Linked DNA regions of Homo sapiens: region 1 is linked to region 2. A link is an interaction called in ENCODE POLR2A ChIA-PET data of the cell type or tissue named here. Cell type or tissue: B cell. All regions are shown on one strand. Links, peaks and the distances in the headings refer to the core of each region. The heading gives the core; the rest is flanking DNA.

Region 1 (3,682 bases), core at 559-3,058, 1.0 Mb after region 2:
GGGCACCAGTATGTTTTAAAGCTCTGAGGCAATTCCAGTGTGCAAAGCTTGAGTACTGCTGTTCTCAGTCAAATCCCTGCCATGGAGTAGACAGACTCCTGGGAGTTGATGCCTAACTGTCATTATTAAGAAGACACCAAAGCCAGCTGTGGTGGCTCATGCCTGGCATCCCAGCACTTTGGGAGGCCGAGGTGGGTGGATCACCTAAGTTCAGGAGTTTGAGACCAGCCTGGCCAACATGATGAAACCCCCTCTCTACTAAAAATAAAAAAATTAGCAGAGCATGATGGCGGGTGCCTGTAATCCCAGCTACTCAGGAGGCTGAGGCATGAGAATCGCTTGAACTGGGGAGGTGGAGGCTGCAGTGAGCCAAGATTGCGCCACTGCGCTCCAGCCTGGGTGACAGAGCGAGACTGTCTCAAAAACAAACAAACAAACAAACAAAACTATTTTAGTAAAAGAAAACTCAAAATTGCCTTATCTGATTGTCCCTTTCACAGAAATCCACCTAGATAAAATCAAATGCCATAAAGAGAAAGATGTGAATGGTCATTATTTTATTTATTATTTATTTATTTATTTTTGAGATGGAGTTTTGCTGTTGTTGCCCAGGCTGGAGTGCAGTGGCTTGATCTTGGCTCACCGCAACCTCCACCTCCCGGTTCAAGTGATTCTCCTGCCTCCGCCTCTCGAGTAGCTGAGATTACAGGCATGAGCCACCATGCCCAGCTAATTTTTGTATTTTCAGTAGAGACGGGGTTTCTCCATGTTGGTCAGGCTGGTCTCCAACTCCCGACCTCAGGTTATCTGCCTGCCTCGGCTCCCAAAGTGCTGGGATTACAGGCATGAGCCACTGTGCCCAGCCTGCGAATGGTCATTATTTTTATACCAAATAAATATAGTAGCCACCAGTAAATTCATTAGTTAAAAAGGGTTTTCAGCTGGGCATGGTGGTTCACGCCTGCAATCCCAGCACTTTGGGAGGCCTAGGTGGGTGGATTACGAGGTCGGGAGATCAAGACCATCCTGGCTAACACGGTGAAACCCCGTCTCTACTAAAAATGCAAAAAATTAGCCAGGCATGGTGGCGGGCGCCTGTAGTCCCAGCTACTTGGGAGGCTGAAGGAGGAGAATGGCGTGAACCCGGGAGGTGGAGGTTGCAGTGAGCCGAGATTGTGCCACTTCACTCCAGCCTGGGTGACAGAAATTCTGTCTTAAAAAAAAAAAAGGGTTTTCAAGGCCAGGTAAGGAGGTGGCTCACGCTTTCTAATCTCGGGAAGCCGAGGTGGAAGGATGGACTGAACCCAGAAGTTCGAGACTGGCCTGGGCAACATAGTAAGACCCCGTCTCTACAAAAAATTAAAAATTTGGCCAGGTGTGGTGGCACTACCTGTGGTCTCAGCTACTTGGAAGGCTGAGGCAGGAGGGAGGATCACTTGAGCCTGGGAGGTGGAAGCTGCAGTGAGCTGTGGTGGTAGCACTGCACTCCAGACTGGATGACACAGCAAGACCCCGTCTCAAAAAAAATTTTTTTCCAGACTCCCATTTTAACAGACTGTTTCTGCCGGGTGCAGTGGCTCACGCCTGTATTCACAACACTTTCGGAGGCCGAGGAGGGTGGATCACTTAAGGTCAGGGGTTTGAGACCAGCCTGGCCAACATGGTGAAAACCCGTCTCTACTAAAAATACAAAAATTAGCCTGGCATGGTGGCTGGCGCCTGTAGTCCCAGTTACTCAGGAGGCTGAGGCAGGAGGATCGCTTGAATCCGGGAGGCAGAGGTTGCAATGAGCTGAGATCGTGCCACTGCACTCCAGCTTGTACGACAGAGCAAGACTCCATCTCAAGAATATCCCCCAAAAACAACAAAAAACCTCAGACTGCTTCCCTGAAATTCTTCTAAAGAAAATGCCTGACAGGAAATAACTTAAGGATATTGTGGGTTTTTATTGTTGCTACTTCGAGATGCAGTTGTATCTCTAGAGACACAGTGGGGTCAGATCAGAGATGGGGTTCATTCAGGGGCACCCCCAGAACTGGGAGAGTCCTCGGCTTCCACATACCCGTTATGGTGCTCCGTGGCCACCAGGGGGCAACAATACGTCACTGTTCCAGCCCAGGGAGCGGCCAACCAGAGCTTGGACCTGGGGTGTCCCAGGAGCCACCTAGACCGGCTGGTTCCTTCCATACAAAAGACCTCCAGGTGGGATGGGGGAGAGACACCCCACATTCGAGTGGGAGAAAAACATGGAAAAGACACAGAGGCAACATTATATTTCTTTCCACTTGTGTAATTTAAGCTAAAGCCAAACAGCTAGAAAATATACTTTTTTTTTTTTTTTTTTTGGAGACAGTCTTGCTCTGTTGCTCAGGCTGGAGTGCAGTGATAGGATCATAACTCACTGCAAGCTCCGCCTCCCGGGTTCAAGCCATTCTCCTGCCTCAGCCTCCCAAGTAGCTGGGACTACAGGCACCCGCCACCACGCCTGGCTAATTTTTGTATTTTTAGTAGAGACAGGGTTTCACCATGTTGGCCAGGCTGGTCTCAAACTCCTGAGCTCAAGTGATCCACCTACCTTGGCCTCTCAAAGTGCTGGGATCATAGGCGTGAGCCACCTTACCCGGCCTTCTTGTTGTGGTTTTAATTTATATTTCTCTAGAGGCAAATGATGCAAAACATCGTTTCATGTGCTGATTTGCCATCCCTGTGTCCTCTTTGGTGAAATGTTTGTTCAAATCTTTTATTCTTTTTTTTCTTTTAAAAGATTATTTGTTTAATGCTGGGTTTTAGGAGTTCTTTATGTATTCTAGAAACAAGTCCATTGCCAGATATGAGATTTACAAGTACTTCCTCTCCATCTCTGGTTTGTCTTCTTGTTTTCTCATTTTGTTTTGAGATGGAGTCTCACTTTGTTGCCCAGGCTGGAATGTAGTGGCACAATCTCGGCTCACTGCAACCTCCGCCAACACATCTGGCTAATTTTTCTATTTTTAGTAGAGACAGGGTTTTACCATGTTGGCCAGACTTGTCTTGAACTCCTGAGCTCAAGTGATCCACCTGCCTCGGCCTCCGAAAGTGCTGGGATTACAGGCATGAGCCACCGCACCTGGCCTATCTTTTCATTCTCTTTATAGGTTCTTTGGTTCTTTTGCGGAACAAGACTTTAGTTTTTTTATTTTTTATTTTTGAGATGGAGTCTCCCTCTGTTGCCCAGGCTGGAGTGCAATGGTATGATCTCAGCTCACTGCAACCTCCATCTCCTAGGTTCAAGCAATTCTCATGCCTCAGCCTCCCGAGTAGCTGGGATTACAGACATGTGCCATCATGCCCAGCTAATTTTTGTATTTTTAGTAGAGACAGAGTTTCACTATGTTGGCCAGGCTGGTCTCAAACTCCTGACCTCAAGTGATCCGCCCTCCTTGGCCTCCCAAAGTGCTGGGATTACAGGTGTGAGCCACCGCACCTGGCCTTATGAAAGTTTTAGAAGCCTCCATAAACACCGTTTATTGTATATGGTTTAACAACACAGAGTAAGAGGATAAAATTAGATTGCAAATTACACTCCTTAAGATCAGAGCAATAATAAATTGTGGAGATACATGTGATGAAAAGAAATGGAACCTTAATTGCTCCTGTAATTTTATTTCTTATTTTTATTACTAATTTTTGCTCTAAAATCTGT
Region 2 (3,682 bases), core at 805-3,304:
CTCTTTCATCTCCTCCCCTTCCTGGCTGCATTCCTGCTATCCCTGGAACGCCCTAAGTATTCTCCTGCCCCAGGGACTTTACACTTGCTGTTCCCTTGGCTTGAAATGTTCCTCTCAGACATTGGCTCCTTCCTCCCCGTCAAGTCCTTCAGGTCTTGGCTCCAATGTCACCTTTTCAGCAATGCCATCCTAACCAAACCATTTAAACCTGCATCCTGGCTGGGCGCAGTGGCTCATGCCTGTAATCCCAGCACTTTGGGAGGCCGAAGCAGGCAGATCACTTGAGCTCAAGAGTTTGAGACCAGCCTGGGCAACATGGTGAGACCCCATCGCTACCAAAAATACAAATATTAGCTGGGCTTGGTAGTGCACAAGCCTGTAGTCCCAGCTACTCAGGAGGCTGAGGTGGGAGGGTAGCTTGAACATAGGAAGTCAAGGCTGCTGTGAGCCATGTTCGTGCCACTGCACTCCCGCCTGGGTGACAGAATGAGCTCCTGTTTCAAAAAAAATTTTTTAAAGAGGGACAGGCATGGTGGCTCACGCCTGTAATCCCAGCACTTTGGGAGGCCAAGGCGGGTGGATCACTTGAGATCAGGAGGTCAAGACCAGTCTGACCAACATGGTGAAACCCCATCTCTACTAAAAATACAAAAATTAGCCAGGCGTGGTGGCGAGCACCTGTAATCCCAGCTCCTAGGGAGGCTGAGGCAGAGAATAGCTTGAACCCTGGAGGAGGTTGCAGTGAGCCAAGATTGCCCCCATTGCACTCCAGCCTGGGTGACTGAGACAGACTCCATTTCAGAAAAAAAAAAAAAAAAAGGCAAAAAAGGCCAGGCGCAGTGGCTCATGCCTGTAATCCCAGCACTTTGGAAGGCCGAGGAGGGTGGATTACAAGGTCAGGAGTTCGAGACCAGCCTGGCCAACATGGTGAAACCTCGTCTCTACCAAAAATACAAAATTAGCCTGGTGTTGTGGTGCACGCCTGTAATCCCAGCTATTTGGGAGGCTGAGGCAGGAGAATTGCTTGAACCTGGGAGGTGGAGGTTGCAGTGAGCTGAGATCATGCCACTGCACTCCAGCCTGGGTGACAGAGTAAGACTCTGTCTCAAAAAAAGTAATTAATTAATTAATTAATTAATTAATTCAATTCAATCAAATAAAAAATAAAGACAAGGTCTTGCTACATTGCCCAGGCTGGTCTTGAACACCTGGGCTCAAGCAATCCTCCCACCTTGGCTTCCCAAAGTGCTGGGATTACAGGCATGAGCCACTGCACCTGGCCTATTCTCTCTACTTTTCTGTGTTTGAACATTCTATAGGAAGTTTGAAAAACGCACCAGCAAAAAAAATTTGACCAAAAAAAAAAATTCTTTTTTAATCGTAGGCAAAAAAAATTAATAATAACAATGCAGAACAAAAAGGCAAAATATTAATACTGATTAAATCTGGGTAGTAGGTATACGAATCTCCAATCTACTTTTCTTTCATTGTACTAATCTGTATGTTTATGATTTTTCACAATGAAAAGTACAAGTAAAGGAAGGGAAGAAGCAAGCAAGCTCAAAGCAGGTTGAGTGAATGATATAGGATGGATAGAGGGTCCAAGGGGTTCTTGCAACTAGAAGCTGGGCAGGGAGTGGCGAAGTAGGGCACGAGGAAGCAGCGGGGTGCAGGAGGCATGGAGCGGGCGTCACCTCCACAAAGTTGGTGTGTTTGGCGTCTCGGACGGTGACCACGGCATGCACCTCCTCGATCAGCTTCTGTTTCTCATCATCATCAAACTGCATGTACCACTTGGCCAGGCGCGTCTTGCCTGCCCGGTTCTGGATGAGGATAAAGCGGATCTGGGGGCAGCAGGAGGAGAAGGAGGAAGTGAGAGAGGCAGAGAGGGCGGGTTGGGTGCTGCCCAACGGCCCCACCCATCCACCCAGAGGGGAGATAGGGCTCAGGGCCTCCCTGCTGCCTGACTTCCAGGGGTCTCGGCTGCTCCCCAGACCCAAGCCAGGCCGGCCTGGCCACACGCTTCATCCCGGGTCCCTCCAGCACCCCTGTGGAGTGACTTCCCTTCCACAAGTCTCCAACTCTGGAGTCAGCTCCAGGGCCCCGAGTCCCAGGCTCCTCCACCACCTCTTATCTCTCTCTGTTTTTTTTTTTTTTTTTTTTTGTAGAGACAGAGTCTTGCTACGTTGCTGGTCTCAAACTCCTGGACTCAAGCAATTCTCCCACCTCGGCCTCCCAAACTGCTGGGATCACAGGTGTGAGCCACTGTGCCCTGCTTTGTCTGCCCCTCTAGGCCTGTTTCCTCACCAGCAAAACAAGTCTCCCAAGAAGATTCATCTCACCAGGGTGGTTTTTTCATTATATTTTTTGTTATTTTTAAATTTTCAGACAGTGTCTCATTCTGTCACCCAGGCTGGAGTGCGATGGCGCAATCTCGGCTCACTGCAACCTCCGCCTCCCAGGTTCAAGCGATTCTCCTGCCTCAGTGTCCTGAGTAGCTGGGACTACAGGCACCCGCCACCACGCCTGGAAAATGTTTGTATTTTTGGTAGAGACGGGGTTTCACCATGTTGGCCAGGCTGGTCTCAAACTTCTGACCTCAGGTGATCCGCCCGCCTCTGCCTCCCAAAGTGTGGGGTTATAGGCATGGGCCACCACGCCCAGTCAGCCAGGGTTTTTTTAAAGGTTAAAAAAAAAGTTTATAAACTTAGTTCGGTGGCTGGTAGGTGGTAGATACTCAATAAACATTTGAGGTTCAGACTCCTTTGGGCTAAGTCTCAGCTCTGCCACTTCTTTTTTTCTCTTTGCTTCCTAACTTTTTATAAAATTGAAATGTAATTCACACACCATAAAATCCATCCACTTAAAATGTAGACAGTTAAATGGTTTTTGGTATATTCACTTAGTATATATTCACAGTTGTGTAAAAATCACCACTTTTTTTTTTTTTTTTGAGACAGGTTCTAGCTCTGTTGCCCAGGCTAGAGTGCAGTGGCGCGATCCCGCCTCACTGCAACCTCCACCTCCTGGGTGCAGGCCTCCCAGGTAGCTGGGACCGCAGGTGCACACCACCACGCCCAGCTAACTTTTTGTATTTTTAGTAGAGACAGTGTTTCACCATGTTGTCCAGGCTGGTCTCGAACTCCTGGCCTCAAGCGATCCACCCACCTCATCCCCCCAAAGTGCTGCATCAGGCGTGAGCCACTGCACCCCACCTAATATCACCACTATCTAATTTATTATCTAATACCAGAACATTTTCATCATCTCCCCCCAAAAAACTCCCCACCCATTAGCAGTCACTCTCCGTTCCCCCAGGGCCTGGCAGCCACGAGTCTCCTTTCTGTCTCTGTGGATGTGTCTGTTCTGGACATTGTATATGAGTGGAATCATGCACTCTGTGGCTTTCGTGTCTGGCTTCCTTCACTCAGCGTGACGTTTTCCAGGCTCATCTGTGGGGTGGCAAGCGGCAGAGCTGCAATTCCTTTCCGTGGCTGAGTGATCCTCTGTTGGATGGATAAGGCCGTACTTCGGGCATTTGGGTTGTTTCTGCTTTAGGGCTATTATGAATAATACTGCTATGAACATTCGTGTATGAGTTTTCGTGTGGATGGATCATTTCTCTTGGGTATATACCTAAGAGTGAGATTGCTGGCTCATAGGGTAACGCTATGTTTAACTT

What was found. Peaks named below come from ENCODE experiments on the same cell type or tissue, not always from the same donor. Only the 100,000 strongest peaks of a DNase experiment are listed, where the experiment ranks them.
Region 1: POLR2A ChIA-PET joins it to region 2 with 6 read pairs; 1 of 35 experiments calls an interaction of 5 or more read pairs at or near these places.

Annotation. Positions count from the first base shown.
Region 1 is chr19:47,866,978-47,870,659 of GRCh38, forward strand. LINC01595 (long intergenic non-protein coding RNA 1595) reads right to left here and starts at 2,384. Exons shown (of 4, transcript XR_936006.3): 1 at 2,063-2,384. SULT2A1 (sulfotransferase family 2A member 1) reads right to left here. Exons shown (of 6, transcript NM_003167.4): 6 at 3,490-3,682. In B cell, for the core only: a CTCF peak has its summit at 2,110 (motif pointing right); a DNase peak (open chromatin) is centred at 2,104.
Region 2 is chr19:46,844,299-46,847,980 of GRCh38, forward strand. It overlaps AP2S1 (adaptor related protein complex 2 subunit sigma 1), which reads right to left. Exons shown (of 5, transcript NM_004069.6): 2 at 1,695-1,844. Among named protein-coding and RNA genes, the nearest start is that of AP2S1, 4.7 kb to the right of the region's middle. In B cell, for the core only: no CTCF peak of the experiment used is centred there; a DNase peak (open chromatin) is centred at 1,853; H3K27ac peaks cover 410 bases.